2 separate regions of the Homo sapiens genome follow, and region 1 is linked to region 2. Evidence: chromatin loops called from intact Hi-C (ENCODE). Cell type or tissue: dorsolateral prefrontal cortex. All regions are shown on one strand. Each heading gives the region's core, and the rest is flanking DNA. Links, peaks and the distances in the headings are about the cores only.

The links. Peaks named below come from ENCODE experiments on the same cell type or tissue, not always from the same donor. Only the 100,000 strongest peaks of a DNase experiment are listed, where the experiment ranks them.
Region 1: a loop joins it to region 2, with 2.4 times the contacts of the local background. A loop is called at or near these places in 11 of 110 quality-filtered maps.

Annotation. Positions count from the first base shown.
Region 1 is chr19:479,037-481,943 of GRCh38, reverse strand. It overlaps a transcript of CIMAP1D not described here. Among named protein-coding and RNA genes, the nearest start is that of CIMAP1D, 5.5 kb to the right of the region's middle. In dorsolateral prefrontal cortex, for the core only: a CTCF peak has its summit at 1,609 (motif pointing right); a DNase peak (open chromatin) is centred at 1,693; H3K4me3 peaks cover 579 bases; H3K27ac peaks cover 1,168 bases.
Region 2 is chr19:343,322-346,228 of GRCh38, reverse strand. It overlaps MIER2 (MIER family member 2), which reads left to right and starts at 1,433. Exons shown (of 14, transcript NM_017550.3): 1 at 1,433-1,455. The coding sequence starts at 1,447. RefSeq lists silencers at 1,089-1,538, 1,609-1,658, 1,959-2,068 and an enhancer at 2,377-2,907. In dorsolateral prefrontal cortex, for the core only: no CTCF peak of the experiment used is centred there; DNase peaks (open chromatin) are centred at 1,358 and 2,580; H3K4me3 peaks cover 1,713 bases; H3K27ac peaks cover 1,355 bases.

The sequences.
Region 1 (2,907 bases), core at 87-2,586, 140 kb before region 2:
ATTAGCCAGGGATGGTGACACATGCCTATAGTCCTAGCTACTCCAGAGGCTGAAGTGGGAAGATCACTTCAGCCCAGAAGTTGGAGGCTCCAGTGAGCTATGATTGCACCACTGCACTCTCCAGCCTGGGTGATAGAGCAACATATTGTCTCAAAAAAAAAAAAAAAAAAAAAGTAGGAGGTTCTCAGTCTGTTTCTGGTGGGCAGTGCTGCTGTGGGTGATCAACTTTCTGGCTACACCATGAGCTTGGTGAAGATGAGTTGGTCTTGGTTGCCATCATCCTTCCCATTATCCTTTCCCATCATCCTCCAATCATCCTTCTCGGTCATCCTCCCATTGTCCTTCCCATCATCCTTCTCCATCATCCTTCCCACCATCCTTCCCATCATCCTTCTCCATCATCCTCCATCATCCTTCCCCATCATCCTTCCCCATCATCCTTCCCATCATCCTTCCCATCATCCTTCCCCATCATCCTTCCCATCATCCTTCCCCATCATCCTTCCCCATCATCCTTCTCCATCATCCTTCCCATCATCCTTCCCCATCATCCTTCCCACATTCCTTCTCCATCATCGTTCTCCATCATCCTTCCCATCATCCTTCTCCATCATCCTTCTCCATCATCGTTCTCCATCATCCTTCCCATCATCCTTCCCATCATACTTTCCCATCATCTTTTCCCATCATCCTTCCCATCATCCTTCCCATCATCCTTCCCCATCATCCTTCTCATCATCCTTCCCCATCATCCTTCCCACATTCCTTCTCCATCATCCTTCCCATCATCCTTCCCATCATCCTTCCCCATCATCCTTCCCACATTCCTTCTCCATCATCGTTCTCCATCATCGTTCTCCATCATCCTTCCCATCATCCTTTCCATCATCCTTCCCCATCATCCTTCCCACATTCCTTCTCCATCATCATTCTCCGTCATCGTTTTCCATCATCGTTCTCCATCATCCTTCCCCATCATCCTTCCCACATTCCTTCTCCATCATCCTTCCCATCATCCTTCCCCATCATCCTTCCCACATTCCTTCTCCATCATCGTTCTCCATCATCGTTTTCCATCATCGTTCTCCATCATCCTTCCCATCATCCTTTCCATCATCCTTCCCCATCATCCTTCCTACATTCCTTCTGCATCATCATTCTCCATCATCGTTTTCCATCATCGTTCTCCATCATCGTTCTCCATCATCCTTCCCATCATCCTTCCCACATTCCTTCTCCATCATCGTTCTCCATCATCGTTCTCCATCATCCTTCTCCATCATCCTTCTCCATCATCCTTACCATCATCCTTCCCCATCATCCTTCCCATCATCCTTCCCCATCACCTTCCCACATTCCTTCTCCATCATCGTTCTCCATCATCGTTCTCCATCATCCTTCCCCATCATCCTTCCCCATCATCCTTCCCCATCATCCTTCTCCATCATCCTTACCATCATCCTTCCCCATCATCCTTCCCATCATCCTCCCCTATCATCCTTCCTGTCATCCATCCTCATCATCCTTCCCAGCATGTGACGCCCTCTCCCGGCACCGCCCACGTTTTGCTCTCCCAGATGTCACCAGAGGGCGCTTGTGAGCTCTGATTGGGACGCGTCCCTGCTCACACGTCACCCGTGTCCCCACAGTCCACAGGCCGTGCAGGACCCGCCGCATCGGCTTCCTCCCGGCTCCTCTTCTCCTTGCTCACGCTGCTCCAGCTGCACGGGCCTCGTCGCTGTTTCTCCTACACACCAGGCAGGTCCTGCCCCAGGGCCTCTGTGCGTGCAGTTCCTGTCAGCCTGGAATGCCTCGCCCGCCTCCCGAGTTCGGCTTCTCCTCTGGTCTCTGCTGGAGCGTGACCTTCTCCGCGAGGCTCCCGACCTCCCAGTTCACATCGCAGACGCTCACACCACCAACCACCCTGTGGCTGACCGCCACAGTTACTGCCTGAGACCGTCATTATAAGACTGAACGAAGGGACAAACGTAGAAAATGATAACAAGAAACAAAGGAAACTTTTAAATAGAAATAAAAACTTAAAAGTAACTATTTTAAAGGAAGGGCAACGTGGGGAAGAAGAAGAGAGAAGGAAAGAGAGAAGAAGGGGCCGGGCATGGTGGCTCACGCCTGTCATCCCAGCACTTTGGGAGGCCGAGGCAGGCGGATCACAAGGTCAGGAGATCGAGACCAGCCTGGCCAACATGGAGAAACCCCCGTCTCTACTAAAAATACAAAATTAGCCGGGCACGGTGGCTCACGCCTGTAATCCCAGCACTTTGGGAGGCCGAGGCAGGCGGATCACGAGGTCAGGAGATCGAGACCAGCCTGGCCAACATGGAGAAACCCCGTCTCTACTAAAAATACAAAAATTAGCCGGGCGTGGTTGCGCACGCCTGTAATCCCAGCTACGCGAGAGGCTGAGGCAGGAGGATCACTTGAACCTGGGAGACAGAGGTTGCAGTGAGCTGAGATGGCGCCACTGCACTCCAGCCTGGGCGACAAGGGTGAAACTCCATCCCCCCCCCCCCCAAAAAAAAAAAAAGAGAAAAAGAAGAAGAAAAGGGCTCCCTGCTCCTAGTGAGCAAAGGCAGCTTCCTGAGCTTCTACAGCCCTTAGTATTTATTGGGTAACAAGAGCAGAGAGGAGGAGGTAACGATTGAGCAGCTGCTTAATTGATCACAGGTTCATATTGTTACTGACGGGCTTCAATTATGCCTAATCGTAGGAAACATTTGTGCCTGGGTGGTGATGGCCCTCAGCAGCCCTTCTGCACGGCAGACGCAGTTTGTCAGTTTGCCAACATTCTGCATTTACGAGAACAGTTTGCTGTCTACTCATATAGCCCCCCAGTGGTATACTGAGTTGATCACGGCCCTCACTCTTTCGGCCTCCAACACCCCCTTC
Region 2 (2,907 bases), core at 204-2,703:
GCTTCTCCCTGCTTCACAGGACCTCTGGCTACCCAGCACCCAGTTGAGGACTGCATAAGATATGTGTTTAGTTCACTGAATGACTGAATGAATAATAACAAATGAATAATAAAGGAAGGAACCAACTCTTGCACAAATCAGTGAGGACTCTTCAACACGAGGGCCAGAACCCTCAATCTCAATGATGTAAACCAAAAAAGGAGTGAGGGTAGACCCCTCCAGAGTGGTTCTTCTATCTCTTGGTTGGTGAATTCTCAGAGGACTGAGTAATGATTTTGCATCAGGAATCAAGGCTGATGCATGTCAAGTTCTCACTATTCATTGGCTGATCACTGGGAAACAGGAATGAGACTCATTCTCTTCTTCCTGGTCCCCAATTCCCTTCCTCCTGGTCCCCAATTCCCTTCTTCCTGGTCTCCAGTTCTCTTCTTCCTGGTCTCAGTAGGAACCGCCCTCCACTCATTTGCGCAAGCCAGACATCTGGAGGCCATCCTTCACTCTCTCCAGCTTCCCTCCATCAGCGAGTCTTGTGGTGTCCACCTTCTCAAGTCTCTCTGCACTCTGGTCCAGGCCCCACAGCTCCCACCTGGCCCCTGCCTCTTCACGCCCCACCCCTGCTTCCTATCCTCTCTCTGCATCGTGCGCCCCGAAGATTCACGGCACTTATCCGTCTCAAATTTAAGGTGTGGCGAGTCCTTGCCTTCCCATCCTCCACTCTAAACGCCCTGAAGACAGGCGTTAGGGCTGTCTCCTTCAAACCCTCAGGATCAGAACGTGCACGTGTTCCAGAAATGTTCAATCTGCGAAACGACGGACTGCAGAACCAAATGGCCCTGGGGTCAAGCCCACCTCCCTGCCTCCCGCCTTGGGCTCTCCGGCGCGGGGCCACCGTTTCTAAAACCTCTCCGACTGGTGCGCGTTCGCAAGCTCCCCGATTGGTTCCTCCGCGCGCTAGTTTGCTCATCACGGGTGCGAAAGTGCAGAAAATTCCAGAACCACGCAGCCCGGACACCAATTCTGGCTCTATCACTGACACTCTGGGTGGCCCGTCGCCCTGGGCCTCAGTTTCCTAGTCTGCCACGCGGGGTATTAACAGCGAGCAGCCGAGGGAATGAAGAGGTCACACAGGACCACGTGGTCCCCACGCAGGTGTGATTATCAGGAATTCGTATTTTTATGGAATGCAGTCTCCTCCGCCAAGGCCAAGGCCAAGATCAGGGTCCAGCAGAGACGGCCGGAAAGACACCGCAAGCTCGCCAGAAGCCGCCGGCCACGCTCGGCTGCGCGCCCGCGCCCGCGCCCGCGCACCTACTACGCGCCCGGCCCGCTCTCCGCCCCCTCCAGGCTCCGCCCCCTGCCCCGCCCTCCAGGCTCCACAGCCAATGAGTGCGCGGCCCCTCATCCGGGGATCCCGGCGCGGCCACCGCCTCCCGCGCACACACGGCCATGGCGGAGGTGAGTGAGCGGGCCGGGGGAGCCGGCCCCCCGCCCCCGCGCGTCCGCGCCCCCCGCCGCCGTGGCTCGGCCTCGTCGTGGGCCCCAGGGACGGAGAGCCCCGCTCTGGAGCTCTGAGGCCGGCCGGGGCGCCTGGCCCGTCCGGGGCCGGAGGGGCGCGGGGCTCCATCGGCGGCCGCCCCCGGCCGGCCCCCACCCCCCAACTCCCCCGGCTGCCACATCGCGGGCTGCAGTGCGCATGCGCGGCGGCGCGGGGCGGGCGGGGGCCGGGGTGGGGGAGGGGAGGGACGCGGGGCGGGGCTGGTGTCGGGGGTCCGGTGGGCGCGCGGCTCCGTTCCAGGGTCCGGCTCCGGTTCCCGGCCCCGGCCCGGGCCCCGCGGCGCGCAGGCCTCCCCTCCCGCGCCTTTGCCAACTTTGCCGAGTGCTGGGGCCGCCAGGCGCCCCGCGCTCCCCATCGGGATCCCGGTGGACCCACCGCGCCTCCGCCGCCCGCGAGCCCCCCGGCGGGGCTGGGTCAGACCCCGGGCGGGATTTGAACTCCCGACGCGGACCCGCCTGGCGCGAACTGGGCGCAGGGTGGGTGGGTCTGCCGGGGCCTAGAGAGCGTCGGGGCTGATCTCAGAAGAGTTGGACCAGCCTCTCCCGGGCACGAAGTTACTTCTGGAGCCTCCTCCCTCGTCCAGGAAACAAGCCCGGGACCCTTTATCTGAAATGTTTGGGACCAGCTATATTTTGGAATCCAGAATTTTTCCAATTTGAGGATCTGTGGGATTTTGGACTGTGATGTTTGATCAAACCCACCTAGGACTGTCTAGGATAAGACAACAGATAGCTTCGTGTCAGGTCAAACCAGGAAGGAAGAAACTTTCGCTTTTGAAGCTTTTTTTGATTTTGGAGTGGTGGATGAGCCTGTGTGGACTTGCTTTCACCTTGGAGGGCCCTGGTGAAGATGGAAAGAGATAATGTAGGTGAAGGTGCGGCGGCTGCGAGGTGCTCAGTCAGTGGGACTCAGTGCATGACTTCTGTGCGCAGAAGTTACGACAGGCGGGCAGACTCAAGAGCTGATCCTATCTCTGGGATAGAGCCCAAAGGAAAAGGTGCCCACCCAGCCAGGCACAGCCGCCTCGTGGGAAGCCGGGATTGGAACTGCGGCCTGGCCGTGGTGCCACGTTGCGTGTTTATGTCTTGGGCGTTGTGGGAGGCAGGACTGGCCATTCTCTCCCCCTGGTGACGACCTCAGGGGCAGTAACAGGCCCTGTGTTTATGCCAAAGACGGTGTAGGTGTCTCGATACTAGGCCAGACCACCGGCCAGTTCCTTCATCGAGAATTAGTTCTTCTTGAGACGCTTAGGGAGACTGAGTCCCCATGCAGATGGTGGCTGTCCTCCAGGGTCGGAGGCAGAAGCCGCGTCTCCCAGTGGCCCTGCAGCGACGTGGTGGTCGAATGAGTTG